Regions from separate parts of the Homo sapiens genome. Here region 1 is linked to region 2. Evidence: chromatin loops called from intact Hi-C (ENCODE). Cell type or tissue: B cell. All regions are shown on one strand. Links, peaks and the distances in the headings refer to the core of each region. The heading gives the core; the rest is flanking DNA.

The links. A loop is a pair of places that touch in the nucleus more often than their neighbours do. Peaks named below come from ENCODE experiments on the same cell type or tissue, not always from the same donor. Only the 100,000 strongest peaks of a DNase experiment are listed, where the experiment ranks them.
Region 1: a loop joins it to region 2, with 10 times the contacts of the local background. A loop is called at or near these places in 14 of 110 quality-filtered maps.

Annotation. Positions count from the first base shown.
Region 1 is chr19:907,000-912,358 of GRCh38, forward strand. The region is part of intron 1 of R3HDM4 (R3H domain containing 4); the gene reads right to left. Among named protein-coding and RNA genes, the nearest start is that of R3HDM4, 3.5 kb to the right of the region's middle. RefSeq lists an enhancer at 2,270-2,564. In B cell, for the core only: no CTCF peak of the experiment used is centred there; DNase peaks (open chromatin) are centred at 432, 1,892, 2,372, 2,852 and 2 weaker places; H3K4me3 peaks cover 2,864 bases; H3K27ac peaks cover 4,591 bases.
Region 2 is chr19:794,425-799,720 of GRCh38, forward strand. It overlaps PTBP1 (polypyrimidine tract binding protein 1), which reads left to right and starts at 3,028. Exons shown (of 15, transcript NM_002819.5): 1 at 3,028-3,081; 2 at 4,989-5,019. The coding sequence starts at 3,074. RefSeq lists enhancers at 2,147-2,782, 2,435-2,774, 2,981-3,866, 3,867-4,750 and silencers at 2,687-3,041, 2,805-3,154, 3,165-3,344, 3,415-3,724. In B cell, for the core only: no CTCF peak of the experiment used is centred there; DNase peaks (open chromatin) are centred at 2,767, 3,467, 4,547, 4,867 and 3 weaker places; H3K4me3 peaks cover 3,101 bases; H3K27ac peaks cover 2,810 bases.

The DNA.
Region 1 (5,359 bases), core at 138-5,137, 110 kb after region 2:
GAGACGGGGTTTCACCATGTTGGCAGGCTGGTCTTGAACTCCTGACCTTAAGTGATCCGCCTGCCTCAGCCTCCCAAAGTGCTGGGATTACAGGCATGAGCTACCACGCCCGGCCCTCATTATACAGATTTGTAAACCAAGGCACAAAGTCACCGCCCAAGCTCCCATTGCTGCAAAGAGGGCAGCTGGAGAAGGAGGTGGTGGACCATGCCCTCAGCACAGAGCACAGCAGCCGACGGGTACTCAGTGGGAATACAGGGTCATGTTAAGCCAGCGTCTCTGAAGCTGGATCAGCCTGAAGCTGCCTCCCTGAGGCCGGAGCACTCTGTCCCATGCCCCAGATTCACCCACAGCCCCCCCTGAGGCCCCGGGGCCTACTTCTCCACCCCAGCAGCTGGACAGGGCCGATAACAGAAGTGACATCCGAGGGGAGCCCTCGGGGAAGTCAGAGGGGGCGGGGCTCGGTGACACAGCTCAAGCCCTCCCAGCAAGGGGCCTGGTATCACCCCATATTACAGATGAAGGATCTGAGGCTTGGAGAGGTGGGGCTGTCCCCCGTCACCACCCAGACAATGCAAGGAGCTGGATGTGAACCTGGGTCTGACCCAGAACCCCAGAGCTACCCTGCTTCCCTCACCACCCCTCATACCAAAGCCCCACAGGCCTCTCCTCCAGGCCCACAAGGACCTGCCTGGTCCTTCCCCTGCTCCAGCACAGCCCATGGCTCCCCAGCATCCCAGGGCCAGGCCTGGCTCCCCCTTGGCCTAGCACTGCAACACGAGGGCTTTCGCCTGTTTTGTTTGGTATCTGAGGGCTCGCCACCCTCCCCTGGGTCTCTAGTGCTGAGCTGAGCACTGGAAATCGAGTCCCACCATCAGATGGAGCTGGCTGACTTCAACCAGTTTCCAGCAGGAAATTAAGAAACATCTTCAAGCTTGTCATCCCAGCACTTTGGGAGGCCGAGGCGGGCGGATCATGAGGTCAAGAGATGGAGACCATCCTGGCCAACATGGTAAAACCCTGTCTCTACAAAAATACAAAAATTAGCCAGGAGTGGTGGCGCACGCCTGTAGTCCCAGCTACTTGGGAGGCTGAGGCAGGAGAATCGCTTGGACCTGGGAAGTGGAGGTTGCAGTGAGCTGAGATCGCACCACTGCACTCCAGCCTGAGTGACACAGCAAGACTCTGTCTCCCAAAAAAACAAAAACAAAAACAAAAACAAAAAAACATCTGGCCTCTGGGGTAGACAGGGGGGCCTGGGAGTCACCGACACTCCTCTCCAGAAATGGAAGGAACAGGAAGACCACATCAAAATCCCCATGCCTGGCCGGGCGCAGTGGTTCACACTTCTAATCCCAGCACTTTGGGAGGCTGAGGCAGGTGGATCACTTGAGGCCAAGAGTTCGAGACCAGCCTGGCCAACATGGTGAAACTCCCGTCTCTACTAAAAATACAAAAAAATTATCTGGGCATAGTGGTGGGCGCCTGTGGTCCCAGCTACTCAGGAGGCTGAGGCAGGAGAATCACTTGAACCTGGGAGATGAAGTCTGCAGTGAGCCGAGATCACAACACTGCACTCCAGGCTGGGTGACAGAATGAGACTGTCTCAAAAAAAATAAAAATAAAATAAAAAATAAAAAAATCCCACGTCCAGCCACAGGCCCCTCCTCACAGTGCTCCAAACTCAGGGAGCCCCGGTCTCTGCCTGATGCACCTGCTCATTCCAGCCTCAGCTCTGTGTTCACCACCCCCAGGAACGGCCCCGCCCCCCACCTAGCCCAGTCAGCCTTACCAGGAAGCTCTGGAAACCAACCGGCCCCAGCCGGCCCGTTTACTTCTTTGCTCCTTAATCACTAGCTCACTAGGCCCACAGAACAAGACAGGGTCCGCCCCCCGCCCACCGCCGCCCCCCGGTCCTGGCCTGTGACCGGCCCACAGCGGCGCTCACTGCCTGTTTGTTGAATGAAGAACTAAACTTCTGTTGACACACCTCCCAAGGGCTGGTTCATCTGTTTCCCACGCCACTCAACAAGACCACTTTACAGACGAGGAAACTGAGGACCCAGCGGGGGTATCTGAGGCTTCCTGGACCCTGAAGGCTCGAGGATGTGTGTCCACAGAAGAGGGGGGCAGCCCAAGCTGGGGAGCTGCTGGAGTTTGGGGGAACAGGCCTCCCGGCCACTCCCAATTCTACTCCTTGCAGATTTTGAGAGGGGAACTGTGAACCCTCAGTCCCTCGAGCAAAAACACACCTTTCCCAGCACTGGTCCCTCCCCCAGGAACCCACTAGAGACAGCAAGAGAGGAACCGACTTGTGCATCAGGAAGCCAGGGCTCAGGGCGGAGGTGACTCAGCCTGGGGTGGGGCAGACTGCGGCGGCCCCCAGCAGTCCCCAACCCCCCACCAGGACACAGCTGGCAGGTAAACACCCAGAGACTGACGGCTGAGAGCGGAAACATGAGTGTATTTACATAGTTACATAGGAGTCACTACACCTGGGCTTCAAGACCAGGGTGCCAGGCGTGGTGGTTCACGCCTGCAATCCCAGCACTTTGGGAGGCCGAGGCAGGTGGATCACCTGAGGTCAGGAGTTTGAGACCAGCCTGACCAACATAGTGAAACCCCGTCTCTACTAAAATTACAAAAATTAGCCAGGCGTGGTGGCACATGCCTGTAATCCCAGCTACTCAGGAGGCTGAGGCAGGAGAATCGCTTGAACCTGGGAGGCAAAGGTTACCATGAGCTGAGATCGCGCCACTGCACTCCAGCCTGGGTGACAGAGCAAGAACCTGTCCCCCCAACCCCCACCAAAAACAAAAAAAACAGAAGACTCAGGAAGAAGAGCCCATTTTGAGGGTAAATGCCCACACCAGGTGGTTCAAGGCCCCCTTAGAGGAGACGTTACGTGGGTGCAGTGGCTCACGCCTGTAATCCCAGCACTTTGTGAGCCCAAGGCAGGTGGATTCCTTGAGTCGAGGAGTTCGAGACCAGCCTAGGCAACATAGTAAGACCCTCGTCTCTACAACAAATTAAAAAATTAGCCAGGCCGGGCGCAGTGGCTCATGCCTGTAATCCCAGCACTTTGGGAGGCCAAGGCCGGTGGATCACCTGAGGTTGGGAGTTCGAGACCAGCCTGACCAATATGGAGAAACTCCGTTTCTACTAAAAATACAAAATTAGCTGGGTGCGGTGGCACATGCCTGTAATCCCAGCTACTCAGGAGGCTGAGGGAGGAGAATCGCTTGAACCTGGGAGGCAGAGGTTGCAGTGAGCCGAGATCGCACTACTGTACTCCAGCCTGGGCAACAAGAGCGAAACCATCTCAAAAAAAAAAAAATAGCCGGCATGGTGGTGCACACCTGTGGTCCTAGCTACTCGGGAGGCTGGGGCAGGAGGATCGCCTGAGCCCGCAGGTGGAGGATGCAGTGAGCTGTGATCAAACCTGGGTGATAGAGTGAGACCCTGTATTAATAATACTACTACTAGGCCGGGCGTGGTAGCTCACGCCTGTAATCCCAACACTTTGGGAGGCCGAGGAGGCAGGATGGCTTGAGCCCAGAAGTTTGAGACCAGCTTGGACAAGTTAGCAAGACCCTGTCTCTAATATGAAAAACAAAAACAAAAACAAAAAAAAAGCATCCTCTGCTCCAGCCTGGCCAATAGACCGAGACTCTGTCTCCAATCAATTAACCAATCAACCAATCAAAGACGCATCCTTTCTCCTTCAGATACAAATCACCTCGGTAGAGATGGGTATGGCCTCTGAGTGGAGATAATAGTGATGATATAATAAACATAATAACGATGATAGTAATAAATGATCATTTAAAAATAATACTAGCCGGCGCGGTGGCTCACGCCTGTAATCCCAGCACTTTGGGAGGCCAAGGCGGGCAGATCACAAGGTCAAGAGATCGAGACCATCCTGGCTCACACGGCAAAACCCCCGTCTCTACTAAAAATACAAAAAAATTAGCCGGGCGCGGTGGCGGGCACCTGTAGTCCCAGCTACTCGGGAGGCTGAGGCAGGAGAATGGCGTGAACCCAGGAGGCGGAGCTTGCAGTGAGCCGAGATCGCCCCACTGCACTCCAGCCTGGACGACAGAGTGAGACTCTGTCTCAAAAAAATAAACAAATAAATAAATAAATACAAATAATACTAAAGACCGGGTGCGGTGGCTCACGCCTGTAATCCCAGCACTTTGGGAGGCCGAGGCAAGCAGATCGTGAGGTCAGGAAATCAAGACCATCCTGGCCAACATGATGAAACCCCATCTCTACTAAAAATACAACAATTAGCTGAACGTGGTGGCGGGCGCCTGTAATCCCAGGTACTGGGGAGGCTGCCGCAGGAGAATCGCTTGAACCCAGGAGGTGGAGGTTGCAGTGAATGAAGATCGTGCCACTGCACTCCAGCCTGGGCGATAGAGCGAGACTCCGTCTCAAAATATTAATACTACTAAAATAACCAATAAAACATTAACGATAATTAGTAATGAGACAACGGACACTCCTGTTTGCTGGGCCCGCCGCAGTGCCAGCTCGGTAACCCCCACCACTCGGAGAAGAGGCCACACTTACTATCCCATTTTACAGAAGGGGAAACTGAGGCATGGAAGCATGAAATAACCTGCCCAGGTGGCGCCGTCCGCACACGGAGGAGGCAGGAACGGAACACGCGCCGCCTCCTCGCCCTCCACCAACACGGACCCCAGGGGCGCACCCTGGGTCCCCGGGTCCCTGTGCGGGCCGGGGTGACACACGGCTGACCCCCGCACAGACCGCCCCGCTTCCGGGTCCCCCGGGAAGGACGCGCGGGCTCCTGCTTGCCAGGTTTTAACCCACAAGGGTTGTAGGGATTTACCCAAAGGAGAGCAAGGAGCCGGGTCTGCCCGGAAAGGCAGGGGGCGCGGACAAGCCCAGAGGGCGAGTGGGGCCGGGCGTGCGGCAGGGACCAGGCTGGAGCGCATGGCCACGTGGGTGAACCCCGACCCGCGGACAGGGGCCCAGGACCCTCTGGCGGGAGGCTCCATGGCTGGCACCTCGGGGCCCGGGGAGTGGGGGGGCAGACCCGGGAGTGGGGGCGCGGCCCCGGGGAGGTGGGGGGGGGGGTGGACCAGGGAGTTGGGGGGCGGACTGGGGAGGTGGGGGGACGGACCCGGGAGTGTGGGGGGCGGACCAGGGAGTTGGGGGACTGACCGGGGAGTGGGGGGACAGACCCGGGAGTGGGGGCGCGGCCCCGGGGAGGTGGGGGGGGTGGACCAGGGAGTTGGGGGGCGGACTGGGGAGTGGGGGGACAGACCCGGGAGTCGGGGCGTGGGCCAGGGCAGTGGGGGGGTCGGACAGAGGAGTTGGGGGG
Region 2 (5,296 bases), core at 297-5,296:
TAGGCTCACTGCAACCTCCGCCTCCCGCGTTCAAGTGATTCTCCCGCCTCAGTCTCCCGAGTAGCTGGGATTACAGGAGCAAACCACCACGCCCGGCAAATTTTTGTATTTTTAGTGGAAACGGGCTTTCACCATGTTGGCCAGGATAGTCTCAGGCTCTTCACCTTGTGATCCGCCTGCCTCGGCCTTCCAAAGTGCTGGGATGACAGGTGTTTATTTTCGTTTTTGTTTTTTAGAGACAGAGTTTCACTCCTGTTGCCCAGGCTGGAGTGCAATGGCGCAATCTCGGCTCACTGCAACCTCCGCCTCCCGGGTTCAAGTGATTCTCTTGCCTCAGCCTCCCAAGGAGCTGGGATTATAGGGCATGCACCACCACGCCTGGCTAATTTTTGTATTTTTGGTGGAGAGGAGGTTTCTCCATGTTGGCCAGGCTGGTCTCGAACTCTGACCTCAGGTGATCCACTCACCTCGGCCTGCCAGAGTGCTGGGATTACAGGTGTGAGCCATTGCACCCGGCCAGACACTGTCTTAAAAAAATAAAAATAAAAAAAGGTACTGGACAGGTGGCTGGTCATGTGGGGCTTGCGGGGTAAGGGATGGCCTTGGGTTTATACTTTGAGCAAGACAGGAGGCCTGGCGGGGCCACGATCAGAAGTGGGTTTTAACACGATTCCGAAGGGTTAGACTGGTGCTTGGAACCTGGTGGTCTCTACTGCTGCCAGCTGCCACTCAGACCCCCGGCCGCCCCTGCCTGTCTGCTTTCAGGGCGGGGCCCATCCCAGGCACTCCGCGAACAGACAGAAGCGGCTGGTTCTGGTGGTGTGAGGATGGGGGTCTCCAGGGGAGCAAATCCACAGTAACACACTGGGCTTCTCCCAGATCCACCGGACATTCCTGATGAGTGACCCTGGCTGCAGATGGCTCTTGGTGAGTCTCCGTTGACCGGGTGGTTCGGGCCAAAGGACCTTGCCGTGCGATGCCTCCATGGAGCTCGGCGGCCACCCCTAATCCGGGCTGGAATCCTCTGGCACCAGACGCCCGGCGGGGCTCCAAGGCTCCTGGGCCCACGCCAGGCCCCGGCCTGAAACGCAGCACTGCTGGAATAAAACACGCCAGAGAAGCAGGGCGCTAGGCTCGCCTGGATTTGGGGAAACGAGAATTGTCATGTCTTCTCCCTCCGTAGGTTGGTGTTAATGAAAAACCCCCTTTTCAGCATGGACTAAATCCCGCTAATTCTATTTAGGGAGCAGTGTCTACTCCGGGCCGGGAACTGCTCCGGTTTCCAACCGCAGCCTCCCGTGAGGGTCCCAGTGTGGAGGGCCGGGGTCATCCCCTCACTCTGGGATGGCTCCCAACCCGCTGACCTGGCCTCCCCGTCAGGCACCCTCACAGCTCTGTCAGACTCTTCATGTGATCAGCGCTCCTGGGAACATTAGTTTAGGGTGTTTTCTGCTGCTGGGATGGTGGCCCGGGAGGGACCCTCCTGGTGACCCTGCTGGGCCTGGCCCTCAGTTTCCCCAGCCGTAGGCTGGCAGCCTCGAACTGTACGAGCTCCAGGCCACAGTTTCCCCAGCTGTAGGTCAGTGGGCCAGGGACTGTAGGGGGCTCGGGCCTCAGTTTCCCCAGCTGTAGGCGGGTGGCTTGGGCCTCAGTTTCCCCACCTGTAGGCGGGCGGCCTTGGATTGTATGGAGCCCGGGCCTCAGTTTCTCCAGCTGTAGGCGGATGGCCGTGGACTGTGTGTGGCCTGGGCCTCAGTTTCCCCCGCTGTAGGCAGATGGCCGTGGACTGTGTGTGGCTTTGGCCTCAGTTTCCCCAGCTGTAGGCGGATGGCCGTGGACTGTGTGTGGCCCGGACCTCAGCTTCCCCAGCTTTAGGCGGTTGGCCGCGGACTGTGCAAAGTCCAGGCCTCAGTTTCCCCAGCTGTAAGCGGGCGGCCGCCCACTGTACAAGGTCCAGGCCTCAGTTTCCCCAGCTGTAGGTGAGAGGCCGCGGACTGTACAAGGTCCAGGCCTCAGTTTCCCCAGCTGTAGGCGGGCGGCCAAGGACTGCAAGGTCCAGGCCTCAGTTTCCCCACCTGTAGGCGGGCGGCCGCGGACTGTACAAGGTCCAGGCCTCAGTTTCCCCAGCTGTAGGTGAGAGGCCGCGGACTGTACAAGGTCCAGGCCTCAGTTTCCCCAGCTGTAGGCGGGCGGCCGCCTACTGTATAAGGTCCAGGCCTCAGTTTCCCCAGCTGTAGGCGGGCGGCCGCGGACTGTACAAGGTCCAGGCCTCAGTTTTCCCAGCTGTAGGCAGCCGGCCGCGGACTGTGCGGGGCCCGGACCTCAGTTTCCCTATCTCCGCAGTCGGGATTCGCTGTTCCGGGGCGAACAAAGAACGGTCGGGGGTGACCCCGGATCATGGCGCGCCCGCAGTATCTGTGGCCACTGTGGAAACAGCCCTGGCGTGTCCGGGACGCGACGCGGCCTTTCCCTCCCCGCGCGATCACCCAGATGTGAGCGCTCAGTTTGAATCGGACTTTTTGGCCATGTGCCCACAACCAACATGGAGCCCTGAGGGTTTCCTGCCCGACTCCAAGATGGCGATGCGACTCCCTTTGCCCTCACGGCCCAGGCGGGCGGGTCCTGCCCACTTGCAAGATGGCGGCAGCCTGGGCAAAGCACGCTTCCCGCCGCCTGACTCGCCACGTACCCACTCTCAAGATGGCGTCTCCCGCAAAGCCACGCGCCAGCTGACTGGCTCAGACGCCGTCACGTGATCCCATTTTCTCCCCCTCCCCCGACTACACAAGCCGTTTCCGCCTTCGGCCTTGAGGAATAACCGCCTCCCCCAATAGGCGCCTGCGATTTCTCTGGGTCCCGCCCCCGGGCGGCCTTCTGGCCAGTGGGAGGTGCTGGCGGGGGCCCGCGGGGCTCTCCCCGCCCCCTGGCTGCAGCGGGAGCCAATGGGCAGCGCGCGCGGGGGACGTGTGCGGGCGTCTCCGCCATTTTGTGAGTCTATAACTCGGAGCCGTTGGGTCGGTTCCTGCTATTCCGGCGCCTCCACTCCGTCCCCCGCGGGTCTGCTCTGTGTGCCATGGACGGGTGAGTCGCACGTCGCCCCGCGCCCCACCGCCCTCCCCGCGCCGCAGCCCTGCCCCCGCCGCCGCGCCGGCCTCCCCGGGGCCGATCTCGCCCCCTCTCGGGCGGGAGGGGGCGGCGGGCTCTCCCCTTCCTCTCCGCGTGGCGGGCGCGGGTGCGGGGCGGGTCAGGGGCTTCCCGGGGGTCTGGCCGCGTCCCCATCCCCCGTCCGGCCCGCTTCCGGCCCCCGCGCGCCCCGTCCCTAGCGCACGCGGCCTCCCGCGCCCCTCCCCCTCCGCGCGCGTCCCCGCACTTCGCCTTTGCCCCGCCTCGGCGGCGCGCGGCCCTTCCCGCTTCCCGTCCGGCCCTCGCGCGCCCGGATGGCCCTTCCCGCCTCCCGTCCGCTCCCCTCGTGCGCCTGCGTAGCCCGTCGCGCGTCCCCGTTGGCCCCAGCGCGCGTGCGCGGCCGCCATCGGGGGCGCGCGCCTTTCCCGCCGCCCGGACTCTGCCCCCGGCGCAGCCCCGGAAGCGCAGGCGGGGCTGGGGCGGCCGCCGGGAGGGAAAGCTGGCGCCGGGGCCTCGCCGCGGGCCCGAGTCTCTGCGCTCCCCGCCCTACCCCTGCCCCCCGTGCGCCCCGGGCCGCGGCCAAGGGGTTTCGGTGATCTCGGGAGAGAAGCGGCCGCCCCGAGGGTCTGTCCTCCGCCCCGGGGCCGGAGGGGCCTCTCCAGGGACCCCCGCGGGCGCCGTCATGGGGAGGGGCCTTCCCGGCTCTCGGGCCGGGGCAGCCTTTCCGGGCGGCTTTGCTGGGCGGGCTTCCCTTGGGAGAGGTGGGAGCCCCCTCCAGAAAGGCCGTGTCCCGCCGAGCGCTTCCTGCGCGAGGCCCTCCCTGGGAATAGGAAGCGGGAGAGGCTGGAGATGTTTCGCATTCTTTCCGTTTTCCTGAGAAGTTTTTCTTGGGTTCAGTCACTTTTAAAAGTCTGTTAAACGTGGTCCGTGCAGTCTGTGGTGTCAGAAGAGGCGCAGCCCTAGAGTGGGTCTGGACCCCTTAGCATGCGTGCGGGCAGGTGGGTCCTGCAGACGGCGAGACGAGGGCTCCCCGCTCTCGGACCCAGCACCGCGGGCTCGGGGGCCGCGCACTCGCCTCCCGGAGTGAGGCAGGAGGCCCGGAGGCTGCCCTTCCGACGGACGCTCCGAGTCACTTAGGGCCTCGCCGGGAGTTGCAGTGGCCGGGAGAAGCCGTGGGGAGCTCACTGTTGGGTCAGGACCTGGCCGGGGCTGAAGGGAGGGCCTCGGACAGTCCGGCTTTCTATCCACCTTCCCCCCGGGGTGTCCCGAGGAGGGAGAGTCGGGTCGGGCGGGGCTCGGGTTGATCAGTAACTGAGGCTGTGTTCTGGTCGGTCTGTTAATTTTTATTGACGGTTTCCACGGCCGCCTCCTGCTCTCCTCGGTGGATCGGGCTCCACTCTGCTGAGAGGCACCCTCTTGGGGGCCCACCCCTACCCGGGTGGAAGCTCTGGCCCAGGCCTGTGAGTTTGCCAGTTTCAGCCTCTCCGAGGCGTTTCCAACTTACTGGAAAGCACACAGCAGCCCTTGAACCCTCTCAGCGGCATCTAGCATTCCTCGGGGCTTCCGATGGGGGTGTCTTTGTCTTGGAACGTGTGGGGCCTGGTCCAGAGGTGGGGCCTGGGGTCCTGCTGGGAGGGAGGGGCGCCAAAGGACAATGGTGGCCCCTTTTCAAGTTGCAGTCAAGTGGACGGCTCACTTCCCTGCCCTTCTGAGCTTTCTCTAGCGGGGCCTCGTGCAGCCAGAGGGAGCCCTGCGGAGGTGGCAGCTGCAGGGACCTACGGGCTCTCCTGGCCCGGGGACAGCTGGGTGCTCCTGCTGCTGAGTGGCCACCAGGCTAACGTTGTCTCCTTTCTTTCTCTCTACAGCATTGTCCCAGATATAGCCGTTGGTACAAAGGTAGGCACTTCTCACTTTGCTTCTCCGTGACGCTCCTCTGACCTTGTGCCGACCCCGGGGGCCACCCCCCAGCGCTGTTGCGTTGGCTAGAGGGCGCTTTTCCATTCCTAAGGGGCACTACCCTTGGTCTGGAATCTGGAGTTGGGCGGTAGGGTTTGAACCCCGGGCTCCAGTGCCCGTGAGTTTTGGGGGCTTGGGTTTGCTGGCCGCCCCTCAGGTCTGGAATCTGAGCTGCTCTTCGGTTCTTGCTGTCAGCAGCGAGGGCTCTGTGTGCCCC